Regions from separate parts of the Homo sapiens genome. Here region 2 is linked to region 1. A link is a contact called in ENCODE Hi-C or POLR2A ChIA-PET data. All regions are on one chromosome and are shown on one strand. Each heading gives the region's core, a stretch centred on a gene start or an enhancer-like site at or near the end of the contact. The rest is flanking DNA. Distances are from core to core; before and after follow the strand shown.

What was found. A loop is a pair of places that touch in the nucleus more often than their neighbours do. ChIA-PET counts read pairs that join two places held with the same protein, here RNA polymerase II (POLR2A). Pooled maps may share reads with other maps.
Region 2: a map of PC-9 shows a loop between it and region 1 (8-fold over the local background). The contact joins the enhancer-like site here to the promoter of PCDH7 in region 1. A Hi-C loop is called at or near these places in 19 of 168 maps with a recorded cell type or tissue (A673, Caco-2, Calu3 and 15 more) and 11 of 50 pooled maps. POLR2A ChIA-PET finds 5 or more read pairs at or near these places in 3 of 52 experiments (AG04449, AG04450 and PC-9).

The regions. Positions count from the first base shown.
Region 1 is chr4:30,718,715-30,722,662 of GRCh38, reverse strand. It overlaps PCDH7 (protocadherin 7), which reads right to left and starts at 2,294. Exons shown (of 3, transcript NM_001173523.2): 1 at 1-2,294. The coding sequence starts at 1,240. It overlaps LOC124900844, which reads left to right and starts at 3,542. Exons shown (of 1, transcript XM_047416545.1): 1 at 3,542-3,948. RefSeq lists an enhancer at 775-1,485.
Region 2 is chr4:30,864,879-30,868,826 of GRCh38, reverse strand. All of the region lies in intron 1 of PCDH7 (protocadherin 7), which reads right to left. Among named protein-coding and RNA genes, the nearest start is that of PCDH7, 150 kb to the right of the region's middle. Within about 2 kb of position 1,694, at least 7 of the 41 ENCODE cell types and tissues checked have a DNase peak (open chromatin) inside an H3K27ac peak, as active enhancers do; they include HCT116, PC-9, ascending aorta and 2 more, where a contact is called at or near this core.

The DNA.
Region 1 (3,948 bases), core at 1,045-3,544:
ACGGCACGTTGTCGTTCTCGTCTTTGATGTTAAGGACCACGGTGGCCTTGTCGGTCTTGGGGGGCTGCCCGCGGTCGCGGGCCATGACCGTGAAGCGCAGCTGGTTCACCTCCTCGCGGTCGATCCGGTGCAGGACGCTGAGCCAGCCGGACGTCTCGTCAAGGCGCAGCAGCCGCCTCACCGACTCGGTGGCCGCCCCGAACACGTATTCGATCTGCCCGTTGACCCCCACGTCCAAGTCGGCTGCGCGCAGTTGCAGGATGGGGGTCCCCGGGGCGCTGTTCTCAGCCAAGTCGGCCTCGTACACGCTCTTCTCGAAGCGGGGGCTGTTGTCGTTCACGTCGGTGATGAGGACCCGTAGGATGGCCTGCGAGGAGCGAGGCGGGTCGCCGCCGTCGCGCACTCGCAGGGTCAGCTCGTAGGAGTCGCGCTGCTCGCGGTCCAGCGCCCCCTTCACGATCAGCTGCGGCTGCTTCTCGCCGTCCGGGGTGTCCGCCACCTGCAGCTCGAACACGCTGCTGCGGCCGCCGGGGTTGGTGCCGCCGCCGCCCTCTGATGCGTCCAGCCGCCGCTTGGAGCCTCCCGAGCCGCCGCCGCTCGCGCCGTTCCCGCCGCCCCCGGGGTAGGGGGCGCTGTCGGCCGCCCCGGCGCGCCGGCTCTCGCCGCCGCTGCCGCCGCCTCCGGGCTCCTGGAGCAGCTCGTAGCGCTCGATGCCGTTGCGGCCGAAGTCGCGGTCGGTGGCTGTGGGCAGCAGGTAAAGTGTGCCCACCGGCCGATTCTCCTCCACCGTGAGCGTGAGCACGGGCGACGGGAAGGTGGGCGTGTTGTCGTTGATGTCAAGCACGATGACCTGACCCTCAAACAGGTCCACCCAGCTCTGCGAGGGCCCGATCACCGACACCTCGAAGTCCAGGAAGCACTCGTTCTCGTCGAAGATCATCTGACACTGGGGCAGCTTCTCGCGGTCGATGCGCCGCTCGCTCGTGCTCAGCTCGCCAGTGAGGTTGTCGATCTTCAGGTACTCGGAACCGGACTCCAGGCTGAAAGTCACCTCACCCGATCCGGTCACGATGCCCAGGTCTGAAGCCACGTTGCCGATGCGGACGTCGGCGGGGCCCTCCTCGGCCAGCCGGTACCGGAGGAGCTGCTTGGCGGCCGCCAGGCTGAGCGAGAGCGGCAGGAGGAGGCAGCAGCCCAAGCACCAGCCGCGCGCCCATCCCGCGGTCCGCATCCTCAGCATCTTCTCCTGCTGCTGCTGCTACTGCTCCTTCTAACCACAGCCCCCTCGGCGCCCCCCTCCTCCGGGGCCGGCCGCCTGCCCTCCCCCGAGTCCTCTCCCCTCTCCCGGAAAGGAAGGAGCGAGAGGGAGGGGAGGGAGGGGGCAAAAGCGGCGTGGAGAGTTGGCCGGGAATGGGGGTGGGAGGGCAGCGATAGATGCTTCTTTTTTTCCTCCTGCTTCTTCCGAAAGTTATTGTTTCATAATTCATGCAATGGGTGCTAATCGCCCGCTCGCCTGCCGCCGTTCAGTCGCAGTACTCACAGTTCACGGGACACTGCGCGCCGCGGGTTCGGCGCTCCCCCAACCCAGAGTCATCCCCTCAGCGGGCGGAGAATCCCCGGCTCTAGTCCCCGCTCTGTCGGAAGGGGCCAGAACCGCTCCGGCAGACGGGCAGTGGGGCTGGGAAGAGGTGGGGAATGAGCCTGCAGCCTCCCCCGCCTGCCAGCCCGCTGGTCTTTGCTGCTACTCGAGTTGAGTCCAATTCACGTTCCAGGCACTCACTCCAAACCCAGGCTCTGCTCCGGCTCCGGCCACCCAGACAAACGTGAGTCGCTTCCTGCACCAGGCGCTGGGGCCAGCAACAAGCCAGTCTCAACTCCGACTCTGCTCATGCAGCGGGGGAGCCAGTCAACAGATCGAGAATGAAAAATCCCCCGGCACGTCGCTTCGGGCACGGTGCAGGGGAGACTACTCGCGTCACAGAGCGGTCAGTGTCAGGGTCCCCCCGGCGCGCCAAAGAGAAGCCCGAGCCATCTTCAGAGACGCCCAGAGTCAGTCCCTTCTCACCCCGGAGAGCGCGGGTTTCTCTTTTTTCTTAACAACTCTGCGCAAGGTCATTAGTCACGAAGCAGCCGCCTGAAACCGCAGCAGCCTTTCGCCCACGGGGGCGAAGGCTGAGCAGTGCGCACCGTGCGGTGCCCAAGTTTGGGTTCGCAGCCGCAGAGTCCGTGCCTTTTCTCACCTGCATTCGGCCCGCATGTCGGAGCAGTGGGATCTGCAGCGCTGTGCGCGATTCAGGGAGGAGATTGCAGCCTCTCTCTCCCCGCTCTCTCTCGATCCCTCCCCTCCCTCCCTCCCTTTCTCTCTCCTCCCTCCTCTCTCTCCTCCCTCCTCTCCTTTCCCCTTTCCCCCTCTCCCACTCGCTCTCTTGCACGCTCTCTCTCCTTCCCAATGCAGGGAACTCAAGCTGAACTTGATCCCTTTGCAGTTCAAAGGTGAGCAAACCAGGCTCGGAGCACAGGCGACGTTAGCCGGCGAAAGCGCACGGCCGGGCGTCCCCAACGGCAATTAACAAAGATGCCCAATTCTGTCTGGATTTCCGAAGAAAAGCCAAAGGCTTTCGGGCGGGGGTGGAGGGGGAGGTGGAGTCAGAGACAGCTGCCAAGTAGCTTAAAAAAAAAAATCCAGTTTGCCAAGGGGAGAAAAAGTGTCAGTCGGTTGTGGCCTCGGAAGTGCCCTGGCACGGCTGGTGAATTCCGCAGTTGTCTCGTCCCTTTTCGCGTCTGGGAGAGTCTGGTGCGGGCGCTCCCGCCGCCCCTCGGGCTGCAGCGGCTCGGAGACACTGAACCGCTAGTGGGAATCTCCCGTTCGCTACCCGCGAGCAGGAAACCCGCAAGTTGCCCAAAGTGGTGGTTGCTGCTGGGTGCTCGCTCGCTCACGGATCAGGCTTGTCCCTGACGCTGCTGCTGCAGCGGCGGCGGCAGTAGCAGCCGAGCCGCCGAAACTACACACTAGGAGAGAGCGAGGGAGGAGGGCCCGGGATAAGGAGGCGGGAGGGAGCGTCAGCCAGCCGCCGCGCTCGGGAAAGCCCAGCCTCAGCTCCAGGGGCCGCTCAAAGTGTGCCCAATCCCAGCCAGTCCTCTTTAAGCCAAAGCCCAGTCCCCCTCCCTAGCGAGTACCGCCGTCTTCTCTGGGGGACTTGTTTTCCCTCCCTCGGGCTGGTAAATTTCCTCCTCCCTTGACTAATGCCCAGTTCACGCGTGAGAGCTTTCGGAGCTGGTGTCAGGATAGGTTTCTCCTTCTCCCTCCCTCTCAGACGACGTCCTCCTCCCCCCGGAAAGTGTCTCCGGTTCGCGATTTAGGATCTTGGTTAGGACATGGTTATCGGGGTCCTGGGGAACCTACGAGCGCCCAGAAAGCCACTCTGTTCTGAAAAACCATGACGGGCTGCAGTAGTGAAGAGAGAACATCAAACTCCAGAGAGCTGGAGAAAGATCCTTTTTTGGGAGCTCAGACTTTGGATGGTTGCGGGGGGCAGGGGCGGCGGTGGGTGGAGGGTGAAGGATGTCTGTCTTTGTTTAAATGCTTGACATTCCTGTCGTCGTGCTTGCTTGCGGGGGTAGACCGTGTGTGCGCGCCTGGGGAATAAACACATGTTGGAAACCTCGATATTATTTTCTGAGCAGAAACCTGCAGCCTTTAGTAACTGGCAAAGTGTAGCGTCACCTATCTGGATAAAAGGGAAATAAACTTTAATGGCAACTTTGTGTACCAAAGTGTCCCCAGCTTTCCCATCTCTCCTTTTGACTTTGTGTCCCTTGACTGTCCCTATTTCCTGAAGCAAGGCTTCTCCAATTTTCATTCACGACCACCGCAGCCGGCCTCATCAGATCTCAGGTCTGGTTGTGTTTTTGAACTGAGCCATTTACTCATTTATTTCAGTGGCTGTA
Region 2 (3,948 bases), core at 445-2,944, 150 kb before region 1:
ATCTGTCAGCATATGGCTATACAGATGCATCACAACACTTTAGGGTCTGACAGCTTTACTTTGGATGGGCTCTTCAGTAAAAGAACAAATTGCTTTTGTTTTCTTGGATTCTAAAACAACAGGCCTATTCCAGGGGTCAAGAATTCTTGATATTAGGTCCTGGCTTCCATCAGTCACACTTACATAAACATAGATTTTTTTTTCCATCAGAGAGTTTATCATTTAATTATATTGTTTAAATCATACAAAGTAGAAAAAAAAGAAAAAAATTAAGCACAAGGAATTGCCATTACAAACAGAAGTCTTTGAATAAACATCATAAAATGGAAGGCACTGAACATTCCTTGTCAGAGAAGCTAAATCAGAACATACACAACGCCTGCTCGTAAGTGCTCAGGAAAAGGCAGAGACAATTCAGCAAGGAACTTAAGTCAGCAGCGTAATGTTTAAAATTGGGGTTTTGCAATCTGACATACCACTTGAATTTCAGCTGTACCATTTTGTATGATGCTAGCATGCAAATGAACCTAAATCACCATTTCTTCATCTTTAAAATAGCACTATAATAGGGATTAAACGAGGTGATGTATGTAAAACACTTAGCACCATGCCTGGCATATAGGAATTTCGCCAGAAAGGGTAGCTTTAAAAAGTGAATATTCATAACAGTTGGTATCATTAACTGAAGTCCCAGTTAGTAGTGCATGAATTTTTATTTCTGTCAGAATACATTTCTGACAGGACTACTGAAAAGTAGTGAAAATGACGGATTTTATAAGACATGTAATGATGGATAATAACTATTAATAATAACTAATGTGGCTTCAAATTTGAGCCTCTTTTAGGGAAAGGTTTTATGACATCCTCTTATAGAAAAACCAGCATGATTGACAGACCTACATTTTAATGTATATTAAAAATATCGTGCAATTTTTAAACTGCATCCTAATCCAGAACTATATGTTAGTTTCTCAAAATGAGGATATCACCTCTGATAAAATGCAAGTATCTCTTTTGAATAGCCCTACCATCAGAATGAAAAATGAATGCTATTTTCCCCTCAGGTGATCCATATGAGTGACAGGGACAAATAGACATATTCCACATCACACTGCATGTCTGTTTTCCCCTTTCTCGCAAGGAAGTGGCGGCACCAGTGAATCACCAAACCTTCTGTGGGCTCCTACCCAGAGAAAGGCTGTGTGCCAGGCTCTCAGTTGAATCCACGGATGTCTAAATCCTTGTCCTTCCTTTCCCCCAAGGAGCCTACAGCTTAGGTGATGAGATCCAGGAGAAAAAAATGATGGTTAGGAATGCAAAAGTTAGTGAGTACATCATGTACCATCTTAAAAGAGGCTTTCATTCTTCCTTGCTGAACAATGATTTGAGTATTAGGTGCCCTGAAGTATAGGACAAATGTTGTAAATAATTACAAAGCACATCACAAAACATATACTTTCTTACTGATTTGAGTATATTCTTTAAAATTCCAACAATTTCTGTGAGGGGGCCTGTGGGAAATACTAAGACGGACCCTCACCTCCATTCTTACCTTTTTCTCCCTTAGCATACAGAGACTAATTCTACACAGGATAAACAAATCAAATCAGAACTAAAAGTTCAAACCAGCAATAATTCTCCATCTGTGGTTTACATTTCTGGGAAGTCACAGAGAGCTCTGATCCATGGACCTGTACAGACAGCCTGAGGTGACATACCAATTGAATCTCATCACCCTGGGCAAACAATCTCTAATTCCATCTAGATGGTAGCAAGCAAAGGTGTAGAAAACAATTTTCCCATTTCTACACCATGAACCTTAGATCTACCTCACATTTAAGAATAAGGTTTCATTTCCTTTTTGTTACCCCAACCAAAGTCCAGCTCTGTGTTCTGGGGGGAAACCAAAAAGAAAGGAAAAGAAAAAGGAAAACAAAACGTCAGGTTTACTGCTTTATCAAAATGAGGGCTACATACAGAAACTTCTTTAATGGCTGCAGAAGGGTTTCATCTTTCCTTTGCAAGTCCTGTTTCTCTGTAAACGATTGTCTTATTCCAGTTTACCATGTAAGGATTGCAGAGAAAGGAGTAAAAACACATCAAAAGGACAATACTTTTTTTTTTTTTTTGCCAGAGATTCTATTTGTGGAAAGAATTTTCCTTTTATGGCCATGGCCAGAAAGCAACTGATTGCTGAGCAAAGCTGTGTAAGCAAAATATCCAGTCACTTCATTTCACAGTAATGTAACCTGGAAAATTGAACAGAAAAGTTAGAAACTGGAGTATATTTGCTCTAACGTTACAGCAATCAGCCCAAAAATGCCTCTATTAAAAAGATCTAAGTCAAATAAGGAAAGCTGTTGTGTATAATGGAAAGAGCATGAACTTCAGGTCAAACAGATCTCATTTTGCCTCTGTTTAAGTCTTTGCTACACAAGCTGACTAAGCATCTGTTTCCTTAAATTTACAATATTAATAGCAATACTTCTTTCTGGAGGAAGTTTAGATAATTTAATGAAATAATGTAGATATGTTAGGTAATTAGTAACCTGTTAAGTAACAAGCCAGGTTAAACTTCTCAAATCTCCCCTCATTACCAACATGTAAATAAAGTTAAGCTTCTTGATATAGAACCAGCTTTTTTAAAATTTTGCCAAGTAAAGAAAGGAGGGCAATGGAAGGAAGTAGAAAGAGCCATGAGATAATGAGCAGAAATAACTCAAGACTATCAGGTAATAAGAGAGCTTTAAAAAGACAGGAGTGGAGTCATTTCATGTTCATTTAACATACAGGAATTCAACTAGGTTCAGGCAAAAACACAGAAGGAGCTTAACTTGTGTACACCATTTTATCCAGTTTTCCACTCCACGGAAGTATGCCCCTAAATTCGAACAAGAGGATAAGAATGCATCTGCTATTCTCTCAGGCATCTTCCTTCCAGCATTTGAGGATTTCCGTGCCAAATGTGATTCAAGGGTCAAAAAACACATGGTTTTCATACAACATACTCTATAAGTATGCCAGCTACTTCCACTGGTTCTTAAGAGTCAACTGTTCATCAACTGAGAAAAGACTGGCTATGTTAGAGAGATAGAAGGTATGTATATTTCTATCAGTTCCTTCCTATGAGGTTTTCCAAGGTAATTTTCCTTAAAATACGTTGTACTTAATTTTCCTTAAAAAACACTGTAAATTATTAAGAATATTTACAAACTATTATGGACCTTCAACTGTCATCTCAGGGCCTAAGTGTCATGCACTGCTAGAGCTCTACAAGCTTACGAGGTGGTATTTAATATGGTTGGAACAATGTTGCTCACATGTCCAAATTCCCCACATGAGATTCAGTGAACAGCCTTCCAGACTATAGTCTAGCTTCTCCTGAAGAACCCTTAGGGATGGGAACTCACTACTTCCAGGATTTCCACTTCATTTTTGGATCTGCCCCACTGAGATGTTCTAATACTTATTAAAAGCCCCCCTTCCTATAAATATCGATCACTCTCCTGAACACTACAATGTAATTCCTCTTAAGCATGACAAATGTTCAAACATTTCAAATTTTTAACATAAAACCTTAGGAACATCCCAAGTCCTATGTTCTCCAAGTCAAACATTATTGAAATCTTCAGCCTTTTTTTATATGGCTTTTTCATCATCCTGACTTCCTTCCTCTTCAAAATTATTTTAGTTTTTGACTGTGTTATGTCACTTGTTACCTGAGATGCCTAAAAATAAGCACTAAGCAACTAGTAGGGTATGATCAGTGTTAGACCGTTTATCAGCTCCTACTTCTCATATGCTTCATCTTAATCAAGTGTTCTAAAATCACATGAGCTCATTTTGTTGTGAAAGCCACACTCAGTACTAATTTATGTTGTAACTTATATAAAACTCCTGAAGGTTGTTGTCATTGATGTTGCTCTTGAAGTTTATCTCCTTCATTTT